2 separate regions of the Mus musculus genome follow, and region 2 is linked to region 1. Evidence: chromatin contacts called from ENCODE Hi-C data. All regions are on one chromosome and are shown on one strand. The core of a region is the stretch at or near the end of the contact, and the rest is flanking DNA. Distances in the headings are between cores, read along the strand shown. Region 1 has its middle 12 kb from the start of Mir7078. Region 2 holds the start of Cenpn (centromere protein N).

Region 1 (6,411 bases), core at 1,532-4,031:
GAGAAGCAGAGAGTTCTACATCTTGACTTGAAGGCAGCCAGGAGGAGACTGGGATTCCATACTGGGTGCACACGAGACGTCAAAGCCGGCCCTCATGGTGACGCACTTCCTCCAATGAGGCCACACCTTGTAATAGTGGCACGTCCTGTGAGCCAAGCCTCTAAGAGCATGAATCTATGGGGATCCAAACCTATCAAAGCACCGCACCACCAGGCCTGGCTGGAATCGATTGTAATCAAGTGATTATTTATCCACAAGCATTCTCCTTTCAACATGCAACCGATGTAAAAATAGCAATGAAGCAGTGGGCATGCTCTTACTTCCCATAAGAGGCTTCGAGACACCGTGGTGTAGGATTAGAGTGCACCTAAGTTTGGCTATCTACATTTTAAGGGCTCAGCAGATGTGGTACGGCCAGTTCTAGGACTTCTATAAAACAGGAGTCCAGAAAATGACTCTGAGAAGCAGAGACACTCAATGGCTGGAGTTTAGTCCCCCACTCCCCCCAGTCTTCCCCTTTAACAGGGTCTCCTGTAGCCCAGGATAGCCTATGACTCTCCATATAGCCAAGGATGGACTTGAATTTCTCGTCCCATGTGGCACCTCCCAAGTGCTGGGGTTGCAGCCGTCCACCACCACAACTGGCGTTATTGGTGGTGATTCCAAGGCGTTGCGTATGCTAGGCGCAGCTGGTTGAATGCAAAGAATGCGGCAGTCATGAATATGACAGCCTACTGCATGTCCAATAGGAGGGAGAAACAGATCTGACCCACACATTTGCATGGTATAACTGAATGGATACTGGGTTAGTGGGGCGTGCTGGCTTGCTGGGCGATGGAACGGAGTCAGTGACTCAGGTGTGTGAGCCATCTCTAACAGACAGGATTGGAGGGTGGGGCTGGGGTTTGGGGAAAATGCAGGGACTTAATTATTTGAGCATACTGGGCAAGCTGTCTAGTGCTGAGCCACACCCCGACCCTAAACTGCAGTGTTTTGTTGTTGTTTTTGTTTTAGCTTGCATTTCGAACAATCAGGTGTGTCCCTGGGGCAGTCAAGTCAGAGATTCCTCAGAATTCTGGTGGTCCTCTGTGGCCACTGCGGGTTGCAGCCTCCCTTTGTTGGCACAGGCTCACATTCTCTCAGTTTGATGAGTCCATGCATGTGGCTTCTAAGACAGAGAACCCATCGAGGGCATGGGAGCACCGGGAGGAGCGGGGAGGCACAAGTGCTGACACAAACAGGTGTCATTCAAGACAATGAAGACATCTGAGATTGACTGTGGTGGCTCTGTGAGTCTGAGACACTATAAACATTAGCGTATGGACCATAGGTATATGTGGCTGATGTGTGTATGAACTGAGTCTCAGGGCTGTGTGAGAATGTATGGGGGGGGTTGTCTCCATGTGTAGCTCAGGGTGCTGTAGGAGACCCTGGATCCCATTCCCACCCAGCACGACACACACAAAGTTGATTTTTATTACACTTTATGTTCATTTATTGGGGGGGAGGGGGGAGTGCGGGGCGGCAGGGTCGAGGAAGAGCTTGTGAAAGGGAGCGTTCTCTTTCTCTACCACATGGCACCTGGGGATTGTTAGGCCTGGGGCCCGAGAGGTGGCTCAGCGGTTAAGAGCACTGACTGCTCTTCCAGAGGTCCTGAGTTCAATTCCCAGCAACCACATGGTGGCTCACAACCATCTGTAATGGGATCTGATACCCTCTCCTGGTGTGTCTGAAGACAGCTACAGTATACTCACATATATAGAATAAATAAATCTAGAAAGAAAGAAAGAAAGAAAGAAAGAAAGAAAGAAAGAAAGAAAGAAAGATAGAAGAGAAAAAAAAGTCAGCCGGGCATGATGGCACACGCCTTTAGTCCCAGCACTTTGGAGGCAGAGGCAGGTGGATATCTGAGTTCGAGGCCAGCCTGGTCTACAAAGTGAGTTCCAGGGCAGCCAGGGACACAGAAAAACCCTGTCTCGAAAAAATAAATAAGTAAATAAAAGTCAGACTGCCAGACCTGGGGTCAAATGTCCGTACTCACTGAACCATCTCACCAGTGTGTGTGTGTGTGTGTGTGTGTGTGTGTGTGTGTGTGTGTGTAGAAAGAGAGAGAGAGAGAGAGAGAGAGCATATACATCTATTGTACACAGGCACCTCAAGGACTCAGGAACGTATAAAACACAAGCCATCTGTGACCTCAAGCCCCACCCAGTCTAAGTGAGGAGGCAGCCATGAGGAGAGTGGATAAAAGGCACAGGACCTCTGAGAGGAGCCTGGGTTCAGAGGCTGCCTAAGTCCAGACGGGAAGACTCTGGGAATGACTCCCCAGAGTGGAGATGAACCAGTCTTCCAGGCAGAGGGAGAGCATGTCGGGACACCCTTAGGCAGGGCCAGGCTTTTGGGAAGGGCTGGAGAGACCGGAGGGAAGACCTCTAGATCTGCACAGCAGAGGAAGGGCTAACTAAGGCCTCTTGGATCTTTATCCCAGAACAATGAACTGGGGTCGGGTATAGAGTGGGGTGTGCGCTAAATGATAAGCTGGGAAATGGTTGCCTTCCCGGCACCTTCTTCCCCATTCTCATTAAGTGCACATGCGCTGTGGGAGGGGGCTGATGATAAATGGAGCAGGAAGCAGGGTCTGTTAAGCAAGCAACCAGCTGAGGGCACTTTGAGGACAAAATGGGGGCTGCCAAAGGAGGACAGGTAGCAAGGTCCACCGGGATGCATGCACCTGTCGAGGGCCGCTGGCATCCCCGCATCCCCTAATGGGTCAGATCAGAGGGCAAGGCCGGCGGCTTCAGCACTCCGGGGTCCCAGCTGCTGCAGATCAGGGCTGAGGCTGGGCTGAGCTGGCCACTGGGGGCGGGAGGCCTCATTCCCAACCTGGGCCCCTGACGTCAATGTTACCATGGAGACCCAGTTTCCCTTACAGGAGGCAGCTGCTGCAGAGCTCCCCCCTTCAACACGCTCGCGCGCGCGCACACACACACACACACACACACACACACACACACACACACACACACACACACACCAGGCTGGGAAGGAGGGCAGTAGCAGTCAGAGTAGGCTGAGGCTCACAGGCTGCAGCTCAGCCCGGAGCACAGTCCTTCCTGCAGGGAGGAGGAGTCAGGGTGCCAGGACCAGGAGGGCTCCCTGCCTGCCCGCCCCTGGGTCTCAGATGTGGCTGCGTTCTTGCATTGGCTTCGAAGGTAGAAGGACGGGAAACTCTGTGAGATGGAACCTGGATCCCCCGCTTTGGGGTCTAGAAACTGTAATCTTAGAATCTACAGTGCGGAACTGTAGTATCCTTGCAGGAGCTGGGCGTTCTGCAGATCTCCTCCTTCAGAAGGGTCCAGCCGAGGGCAAAGAGCACCAATTCTGTGCTAGGTCTATAGCTCAGTTGGTGGAAGGCTTGTCTATCTTTCACAAAGTCCTGGGTTCATTCCCAAGTGCCAGATAGAACTGGGTAAGGCGATAAATACTGTAACCCCGGCACTTGGAGGATGGAGGCAAAAGTGACCAGGAGTTCAAGGTCATTCCCCATTACTTAGTGAGTTAGAGGCTAACCTGGGCTACAGAGATCTTGTCTCAAAGAGAGAAGGAAAGGAAGGAGGAGGGGGCAGTAGAAGAGGTTTCTGCCTGCCCTCCTCCCTCACTAGATCTGGGCAAGGCTCCTCCACTGGGTGAAGTGGAGTGCTGGGGTGTTGCCCTGCCCCACATTTGAGGGCTCCACAAATATTTCTGTGGGCCATGCTTGTATCAGAAAACAGCAGCCAGCAGATGGAAAGGGTGGAGGAGGGACAGTGCTAGGGCTCGGCTGCCCCCTGCTGGTTGCTCCTTGAAGGGGAATGAGGAGAGCCCTAAAGTTTCCAGGTTGTAGACACTGAGCGAGAGCTGAGCTACCCCCCACCCCCCAGGCGGTAGTTCTGTCATGTCCTTCTTTCTGGTCTCCTTCTGTTGTTTCCAGACATGGTTTCTCTGTGTAGCCCTGGCTGTCCTGGAACTCACTCTGCAGACCAGGCTGGCCTTGAACTCACAAAGCTCTTCCTGTCTCTGCCTCCCGAGTGCTGTGATCAAAGGCATGCACTGCCACCGCCCAGCCTTCTTTCTAGTTTCTTAACGACTGCTGAAGAAGGCTTCTATCTCAGATGTGTTCCTCTGAACTACCCCTCTCTGGTTCTTCCCCAGCCCGGGTGTGAGGGTGGATAAAGTACTCTCTCTCATTCCCGTTGCTGTCACCCTTGACCCTGGTTGGTTACTGTGGCTTTTTTTTTTTTTTTTTGGGGTTGCTGTTCCAGTGGTGGCCCAGGTGTGAGCTTTGACAATCACTGTGGAACAGGGACAAGGTAAGAGTTGGGTCCCCGACCCAAATCCTCTACTGTGAGCATTCTTCAGACTCCTGCAGTGTCTCAAGGATCGATCGCCCCTTTTTGATTTTTTTGTTTTTGTTTTTGTTTGTTTGTTCGTTTTCGAGACAGGGTTTCTCTGTATAGCCTTGGCTGTCCTGGAACTCACTCTGTAGACCAGGCTGGCCTCAAACTCAGAAATCCTCCTGCCTCTGCCTCCCAAGTGCTGGGATTAAAGGGATCTGCTTCTGCCCTGAAATCGGTGTGACCCCCACCCCCTGCCACCAGCTACCAGCTTTCTAGCTCCTGAAAATGGGCGTTTTGACCACAGCTACCTCTCTGTGCTCAGGACTGCTTAACACACTTCTTCTCCTTGGTCAGGCAGGGACAGCCTGGCAGGAGTTCACTTCTGTCTCTTGAAGGCACAGTGTCTGCCAGCCGGTTAGTCTGTGCACATCCTTTAAAAACCTCTAAATGAACAGATGAACACCTGGAGGTACTAGCTATTTCCCCAGGGCATCAAGACCTGAGACTAGCCCCGAACTAACTCTGGTCCCTGACTGCCTGGGAAAGTCCCCCAGACATGTTAAATGACCCAAGCAAGAGATGTGGCATGCTGTTGTCTGTGGGAACACATTTTTGTTTCTGTTGCAAGTGGTTAGCAAGCACTAGGCAATGAGGGTGCTTGCCACTAACCCTGATGATTTGAGTTGAATCTCCGAGAACCGCATGTTGTGGGTAGAGAACCAATTCCCCTAAGTTGTCCTTTGATCTTCACATGAGTGTTATGGAGTGTGTATGCCCAGCCCCCCAGCGCCACTAAATGTAATTAAAATGTGTGTATCCTAAACTCGTCATTTTGACCTTCTTGTGTGTGCCACGTTACTGGAGATGGAGCCTGGGGCCTTGCATGTTCACACCCTGAGCTACATCCCTAGCCCCTGGTTTGAATCACTTTTTTCTGCACATGGCTCATTAACTCTTTATTTCCATCTCCTCTCTCAGTGTCTGACAATGTCTTTCTGATGTGTGTCTCTAACTGCTCCATTTAGCTACTCTGTGGATCTCTGATAAGTGGAATCAAATGATGCATACCTTCTGCATCCAGCTTATCTCTCTGAATATGTCTTCCGGGGTCATCCTTATTGTAGCATGGGTCATCACTGCCGTCTTTTTCATGGCTATATAATATTCCACTCTCTATACATGTCCCACCCCAAAATAGTTTATTGTGTTTTGTGTAGACACAAGTAATTGTGTGTGTGTGTGTGTGTGTGTGTGTGTGTGTGTGTGTGTGCAGGCACACATGTGCCACAGGGTACAAGTGGAGGTTAGAGGAGAGTGTCTGGGAGCTGGTTCCCTTTTGCCATGGAGGTCCCAGGGATTAAGCCCAGGTTGTAAACTTGGCAGCAAGCCCCCTGATGTGCTGAGCCATCTCACAGGCCCACAGCCCACACTGTGCTCATGCGTTCATCTACCGTGAGTATCGGGAGACATTCACGTTGGTTATCTCTCCTCCCTTGTTCTTTCTCGTTTTTCTATTTTGAAGTCAGGACCAGCTGTGATCGCCTGGTAACTCTTTAATTGACTGTTTTATATAAATTGGCTTTTAAAGTGTCCCCAAGGAGAGAACAATGGACTCACTGCGGCTGAGGAACTAGCGCTAGAGCACACAAGGCCCTGGGTTCTGCCCACAGGACCCTTTGAAAAGCAAGCCCCTAGCTGGGCAGGCTACACAGTTTACTCAGTCAAAACAAAACAAAACCAAAAACAGCACAACAAACAAGAGAGGAAGAAAGAAAGAAAGAAAGAAAGAAAGAAAGAAAGGAAGGAAGGAAGGAAGGAAGAAAGAAAGAAAGAAAGAAAGAAAGAAAGAAAGAAAGAGGGGCTGGTGAGATGGCTCAGTGGGTAAGAGCACCCGACTGCTCTTCCGAAGGTCCAGAGTTCAAATACCAGCAACCACATGGTGGCTCACAACCATCTGTAATGAGATCAGACTCCCTCTTCTGGTGCTGTCTGAAGACAGCTACAGTGTACTTACATATAATAAATAAATAAATCT
Region 2 (7,274 bases), core at 2,658-5,157, 550 kb before region 1:
TCCTGGTAATGGCTGCACAATTCTACAAATGGACAAAAATCGCTAAACTCACTTCAGTGGGCAAATTTGGTATGCACATTATACTTCAATTTTTTCTATTTAAAAAAAAAGCTGAGAAATATGTATTTATTTATTCACAAACTGCCCACTTCAATTCCAACAAATACCAAAGAAAGCCTATATAAATAATTCCCAAAAAACTAATGCAAAGCCACTACCTTAAGGTGCAATTTTAACCACTACCTTCAGAAACTACCAAACATACACCTATACCACAGCTAGAGACCATAAATCAACCTGTTCCACCCAGCTAAGTATTTGAAATGGAAAATGCAAACACATCCAAGTTCAGATTTTGTTTGCTCTGCACTGACTACAGGTTATATTATTATTATTATTTACTTTATGTATATATGAGTGCTCTGTTTTCATGAACTCCAGAAGAAGAAACTAGATTCCATTACAGATGGTTGTGAGCCGCCATGTGGTTGATGAAAATTGAACTCAAGACCTCTGGAAGAGCAGTCGGTGCTCTTAACCACTGAGCCATCTCAAGCCCTACAGGTTCTTTCAATGACACAAATGTGTGCCTCAGAAGCATGCGGCTTGATATCATTCATCCACGCACGCCATCGGCCACTGTTATGGCAGTGAGTGCCAACATCTCCTGTGTACTATAAGTTAACAGAACGTAGAATGGAGTTAAATTTGTTTCCATCTCACTTGTATTTTCTGAAAACACAGATTTGCCACCTAGAAAATGACTTGAATATTTCACTTCAGAAACATACTTGTCAAAATATTTTTGTACATTTTGATCAAGCAGCCCTCAAATTTGTTCCTTTATAGGTCAAACACAAACTTAAGATGCTCTGAGCTATTTAATTAGCAAAGCAGACATATGGTCTCCAACTTCTGATGGCCCACCTTATCATCTCTCGGTTTCATTATCATAGAACGATGAAATGCATTTAGGACCTGCTGTTCAAATCTTAAGCTTTTCATAAACTAGCAGTGCAGGCCAGTGCTTTCTCACGGTGCTGGGTACTGGTGACCACCTGGCTCGTGAGTCCCACAGCGTAGAGAAATGTATGCGCTGCAGCACACTGGATGGCTATTATTCCTTGAAGCACTGTGTTTTCTATTTCCACATTCTTTTCACATCTGGAAAAAAGCATATCTATGTATCATAATATATGCGATATTTTATTTAAAAAGAGGGTTTGTGTTAGAAGATTCTGCTCCACCTTACACATTCTGGGCACGGTGACATAAGCCAGGGAGAGCTATGGTGTTCAGTCCATAAGGTATACCAAATACATTGTTTCTTCAGAGCTGAGGGTCAAACCAGGGCCATGTCTAGTGCTAACCAAGCATCGGCCATTGCAATTTGGCCTTACCGTGCCCTTTAAATGAAGTTTTGAACTTACAGTGCATTTATCTGGACATAATCCTACCACAATTTAATAAGTATCTGTACTTGAGAAAGCATTTGGCCAATAATCTATATATGTGTATCATAGACAAACAAACACACATAACTACATGTATTTTCTTCCCATCATGACAAAAGTTTTTAAACTTTGTATATTACTACAGTGCTAGCCAGAAAAAAGAAAAAAAGAAAAATTGTTTTCATTTTATTTTTAACTGAGAAACGAAAATGGGCTTTTCTCACTGCTTATCCTGGATGGCTGTTTCAAAGAATAAAATGTTAATTTTGTTTTCTTCCACTCTTGGCAAGAAGAACTCTATTTAACCTAAGTCCTAAACACGCAACCTTATGGAACAAATCCCTTGCTTTAGCGCCAGGAAGCACATTTTTAAATAGAGTGACTCTAGTATGAGGAAATGCGTGCTGATAAGAGAAGGTATTATAAGAGGTGACATCCCTATATTTTAACGCCATCTGTATTTCTTTTAGAGAGATTTTGCTATTCTGGCTGCCCAAGAAAGAAACTTACACTACAGTTGCCATTCCTAATAGTTTAAAATAAGCAAGGAGCTGGAGAGATGTTTGGTGGGTAAAGCTCTTGCTGTGCCTTAGGTGTCTGCACCCCTTATTGCGGAGATCGGGTCAGGCAGACCCCAAGAAGGTTCTCATGGCTAGCCAACCTAGCCAAAACAGCAAGCTAACACAGTTAAGGAGAAAGCAGGTCTCAAATCCGTAAGGCAGATATAGACATAGAGCATGAGGGTTGGCTGGACTGAGGTCAGGCCCAATCCCAAAACAGACACATACAAAAATACACACTAATTAAGGCCAGCAAGTGCATGAGGACTTGAATTCAATCTTCAAAACACACATGGTGGAAGGAGAAAACTAACTCCAGTGAGCATCTTCTGACAGGCAGGCGTGCACGCACACACACGCACACACACACACACACACACACACACACATGATCATTTCTCAACTATCACCTTAAAACTGCTTCTCAAAAGAATAGGCCTCTGCCGGGCGTGGTGGCGCACGCCTTTGATCCCAGCACTTGGGAGGCAGAGGCAGGCGGATTTCTGAGTTCAAGGCCAGCCTGGTCTACAAAGCGAGTTCCAGGACAGCCAGGGCTACACAGAAAAACCCTGTCTCGAAAAACCAAAAAAAAAAAAAAAAAAAAAAAGAATAGGCCTCCTCTGCATCATTCTGGAACAATCTCCTACTAGTGCCAGGTAGGCAGGTAAGTAGTCTGCTAAGACCAGGGAAATTTTAGAGGAAAAAAGAAATAAATGTCTGCTGAATGTTGACATTTAACACTGAAAATGGAGAGGCGTATTTTCACTTCGATCAACCAAATACCAAGGCCTGGATGTACAAGACAGAAAAGATGTCAAGAGAATCCCTTTGCCAAGGCAAAGTTGCATACATTTAAAGTGGGTTTTGTTACTAACACAGGGTCTAGTGTAGCCTCAAATTCCTTATGTTGCTGAGGGTGACCTTGAATTCCTGATTCTTGCCTCCACCACCTCCCCAGAGCTGAGATTGAAGCAAACCATCCTACCCTCCTTGCCTGGGGTTTTGTTTGATTTCGAGAAGTTTTAACAGAGGCTTCTAATACATCTATTGTGAAAACACTCACAGTCGTCCTCGAAGCCTATCTAACGGACCCTAAACATTACTTTCCTTGTCAAGTGTACCGTGGGGGATCTTTACAGATACCCACATCACCAGCCAGTCCAGTGACTTTTCAGTAAAGAAACTTTTGACGGCAGCTCCCTAGATTAGTTATCAGCCAGAACAGTTAGCTCAATGCGCCCTCAGTGTCACGCATCTCCAAAGTTTTGCAGCAGGGTACGCGCACTCGACCAGGCGCGCGCCCAAGGTCGCAATGCCAGCGAGCGGCGGGCAGATCTCAGCAGTGTGACAGCTCATGCCCGCGGCTCACCAAGAAGAGTGTTCCTAGTAAAGGTCCAAGGGCAGGGACATGGGTGAACCTAGCGCGGCGTGGGAAGCTAAAGAGCCGCGTCCTTCCGCCACAGGCAGCCAGATGCCCGGAGGCTGAAGGACACCCGACACTCACCGTCACTCAGCCCCTACAAGAAGCACAGAAAGAGAAGTCACCGACACGGAGCCCGCAGCTCCCTTAGGACTTGCAAGCACCGACGCTCCGCGCATGCGTCATCCTGCATGCATCGCTCCGCCTGGACCGGTCCACTGTCCCATGCTGAGGGGGATCTAGGGCCATCCCACCGGGGCTCGGCGGGGACAGCACACAGAGATGACTGCCAGGTGGAATTCGAGACGGAGAACAATTATATTTACATGATCCTGTCTCTGAGTACAGCGACTCTGGGGATCTAAAGCGTTTTCCATCAGGCGCCCACAGCCGCGTCCCCCCGTGCAGCCGAAGCAGTGCGGAGGGCTTGCCAGGTGGGCGGGGCCCGAGCGGCCATTGGCGGCTTCAAAAGCACCTCGGCGGGAACCGCTGCAGAGACGGCGGGCGATGTGGACTGGTAAGGCAGCCTCAGCGACACCGAATTGGACTCGGAGGCGGCGGGAGGACTACAGGAGCCAGGCCTCAGACATCTACGGGGGCCTTGCCACGGCGCAGTTCCGCCACGGGATCTTAGCCTAGGAGTGACACTAGTGGAGGCCGGGTCCGGGCCAAGAGGGCCGGGATGAGCGTCCATGGCGTCATATCCGCCCGGAGTGGGGCGGGGTTTTATGTCCCTTGGCGTTTATGCCATGGAGGCTCCGGGCTGCCCGCTCAAGAGCTGCTTTACTTTGATCCTTAGGTTCCGTCGAGCCTAGGTGTCAGCTCTCTAATTCCTAGCCTCGCCTCAGTTTTTGTCCATGCCTCCTGTTGCTATACTCCTTGTGCTCCATGCGGGTCTACCGGATCGTTATTGTCACGTGTACATTCAACAGCCTTGTCTTAGCTGCTACCATGAATAAAGCGCTAGAAAATAGAAATTGAAATAGTAACAGGGCAGAAAGTTCACTCAAAGACTTGCTAACTTTGTTGATGTGTTACGCCCTTTCTGTCATTTCTTTTAGGAAGGGCATGGTGCAGATAGATCACTCAGAATTAAGAATCTTCGGAAGTGCTAAGGATTGGGCACCCCACCCCGAAGGCCCTGATCTCCGAAGTTTATAGCCGCATCTGGCCTGGTCAGTACTGGGATAGGAGAAATGCCTGCTTTGCATACACTCTCCTCTAATTTACCTCACTGAGGATCAGGAAAACGCTCTCAGATGTTGTCACGAACAAGGTGTTGGTTTAATAGTTGACAGACAGTGGAACTATATCCTTCCCTTGTGCATACCGCTTAGGGTGGGTATCCAGTCACTCTTCCATCAGTCATTAGTCAAGTGCATATGAGATTGTTCTTGGGTGACCAGACTCGCTGTGTGATTTGGCTCATGGTGACTGAAATTGCTAGGATCAGAACCCCCCAGCCCTGGCAGCCCTAACAAGCTAGGCTCCATAGGCCACTTAAAAGGACAAGTCTTTTGTTTGTTTGTTTGTTTGTTTGTTTTGTTTTTTCGAGACAGGGTTTCTCTTTATAGCCCTGTCTGTCCTGGTACTCACTTTGTAGACCAGGCTGGCCTTGAACTCAGAAATCCGCCTGCTTCTGCCTCCCAAGTACTGGGATTAGAGATGTGCGCCACCACCGCCTGGCTAAAAAAGACAAGTCTTAAATGAGAGGCAGAAAAGAGACATGTATTCAGTGTGGCCACACTGGGAAGAGCAAAGAGGTCTAGTGACCCACACACCAAGTGTTGAGTCCTGAAACAGAAGATTCAACAGAAAGCAGAGGGTATACACAACTAAGCAGCCCTAGTCACGGTGTGGTCCTCCCATCTCTGAGACATCGTTGCCCTGGTGTTGCAGTCCCTTCTGCAAGAGGGTCTGACAAGGAGACAGAAAAGCTCCCTCTGACTGGCACCAGGTGTCAGCCTTTCCTTCCCCATCAGATCCCTGGGTTGAACTCCATGTCTCTGTGGGGACACTCACAAGTGCCTCTTTTTAGAATGACTTTGCTCCTGCCAGAACAGTTATAAAACGGCTATAGAGTTTAAAAACATAGTTGTGAATAAGATCAACATAGTCCCTGTCTTGAGCAGAAAAAAAAATTAACGTAGCTATGATAAAATTATAAAGCCAATTGCAGGTGGTTCTGTAAAAATAATAAACGATGGAAGATTGGAAAAAAAAAAAAAACAAACAAACCACTGTTGGATGATTGCAGTAAGTTTCCTGGGGAGCCAGGCAGTGGTGGTGCACACCTTTTTAAATGAACTCAGCTGGGACTAGAGAGGTAGCTCAGTTGGTGGAATGCTTGCCTCCGCATGCAGTAAGCCTTGGGGTCATCTCCCAAACCACATGAAACCGGATGTGGTAGCGCACACGTGTAACAGCAGTGCCTGGGAGATGGGGACAGGAAGATCAGAAGTTCACGCCAGCCTGGGTTGTGTGAGACCCTGTCTCAGGAGATAAAGATAAGGAGCTAGAGAGCAACTCGTTGTTGCTCTTGCAGAGGACCTCAGTGGAGGTCCCAGCAGCCACATCAAGGGCTCACCACTGCCTCTATCTCCAGTTCCGGGACCAGACACTTGTCTGAAGGGGGATGCCAGCACACCTACGTTATAATGTTCACACAGTCACATACTCATAACTAAGAAAGAAAGGGATAAAGTACAGTCAGCATAAAATACACATATCTTTAGCCAACAGGAAATCACATGCAGCATTCAAGAAGCTTTTGTAATATTAGATGCCAGGCCCAGCCAGGCCTCTCATGAGGAATAGCCATCTATTTACTTCTTTGGAGTCCTTGGGTGTGAGGGAAGCGACATGAGTGACAGGGACACCAAAGACCTTGTTCCTTTCTAGAAGACAAGCTGGCCAAGGAAACTTAAAAAAGTCTACAGAGACTTTGTTTAGTCTTCAAGTGGAAATGATGCCTGTTTGTCGGGCACTGTGGCGTATGCCTTTAGCCCCAGCATGTGGGAGGCAGACACAGGTGGATCTCTAAATTAGATGCCAGCTTGGTCCACATGGTGAGTACCAGTATAACCAGAGCTATGTAGAAAGACCCTGTCTCAAAAAAAAAGAAAAAGAAAAAGAAAAGAAAAGCAATTGTGCTTATTTGCATTTTACCCCCTGAACTGGTATCCAATTGAGGCAACAGTAGGATGAGCCATGCCTTTTAAAGGCTCTAAAGAAAGATAAAAGGCTCAGGCTCTCCCTTCCCTGTACCACAACTTTAGTACGCCTAAGTATCACCTGCTGCCGAGGGAACTATCCCATGGTCGGGGCTCAGGACAATGTGGGCACTCGATGACGTTGCTTGCAGACACAGAGCAGGACGGTATGGTCAATTGGCAGTGCACAGGTGTCCACACTTACTGGTTCACATATCATAGGGAGTCAGCCACTGCCTAAAGTATTACCTGGAAAAGTCCAGGATTAAGTGTCTAAGTAACTCTCACTCTACTAGGTGTGCCACAGTATGGCAGAGGGCTTTATTGCAGGATCATGTGTGAGTGGCAGGCTGAGAAGGCAGCCATGGTCAGATGGCTGGAAGAGGCCAGAGAGAGTGGGGAAAGCCCTCCAGTGTAGCACTGCCCTAGGCAGCCTCCTTGTAGCTAAGTTACAGTCCTGTATCCCCATGACGAGATTAACACATCCTGTCACTTTCCACCTTATATTTTGAGACAGACTCACTGAATCTGCAGTCCGCCAGTTCTGCTAGACTGCCTGGCCAGCAGGCCTTCACACCTCAAGGCTTCTGCCCCCCCAAATACACACACTGTGCTCCGCCACCAGGAT

Evidence for each region. Hi-C counts contacts between places; a loop is a spot of excess contacts on that map.
Region 2: a loop to region 1 is called in a map of Patski, with 2.4 times the contacts of the local background. The contact joins the promoter of Cenpn here to the enhancer-like site in region 1. A Hi-C loop is called at or near these places in 3 of 37 maps with a recorded cell type or tissue (Patski, adrenal gland and v-Abl transformed pro-B cells).

The regions. Positions count from the first base shown.
Region 1 is chr8:117,467,575-117,473,985 of GRCm38, forward strand. No RefSeq gene overlaps it. Among named protein-coding and RNA genes, the nearest start is that of Mir7078, 12 kb to the left of the region's middle. Within about 2 kb of position 2,782, at least 1 of the 3 ENCODE cell types and tissues checked has a DNase peak (open chromatin) inside an H3K27ac peak, as active enhancers do.
Region 2 is chr8:116,917,833-116,925,106 of GRCm38, forward strand. It overlaps Cenpn (centromere protein N), which reads left to right and starts at 3,908. Exons shown (of 12, transcript NM_028131.3): 1 at 3,908-3,951; 2 at 4,496-4,609. Cmc2 (COX assembly mitochondrial protein 2) reads right to left here and starts at 3,604. Exons shown (of 4, transcript NM_026844.3): 1 at 3,519-3,604.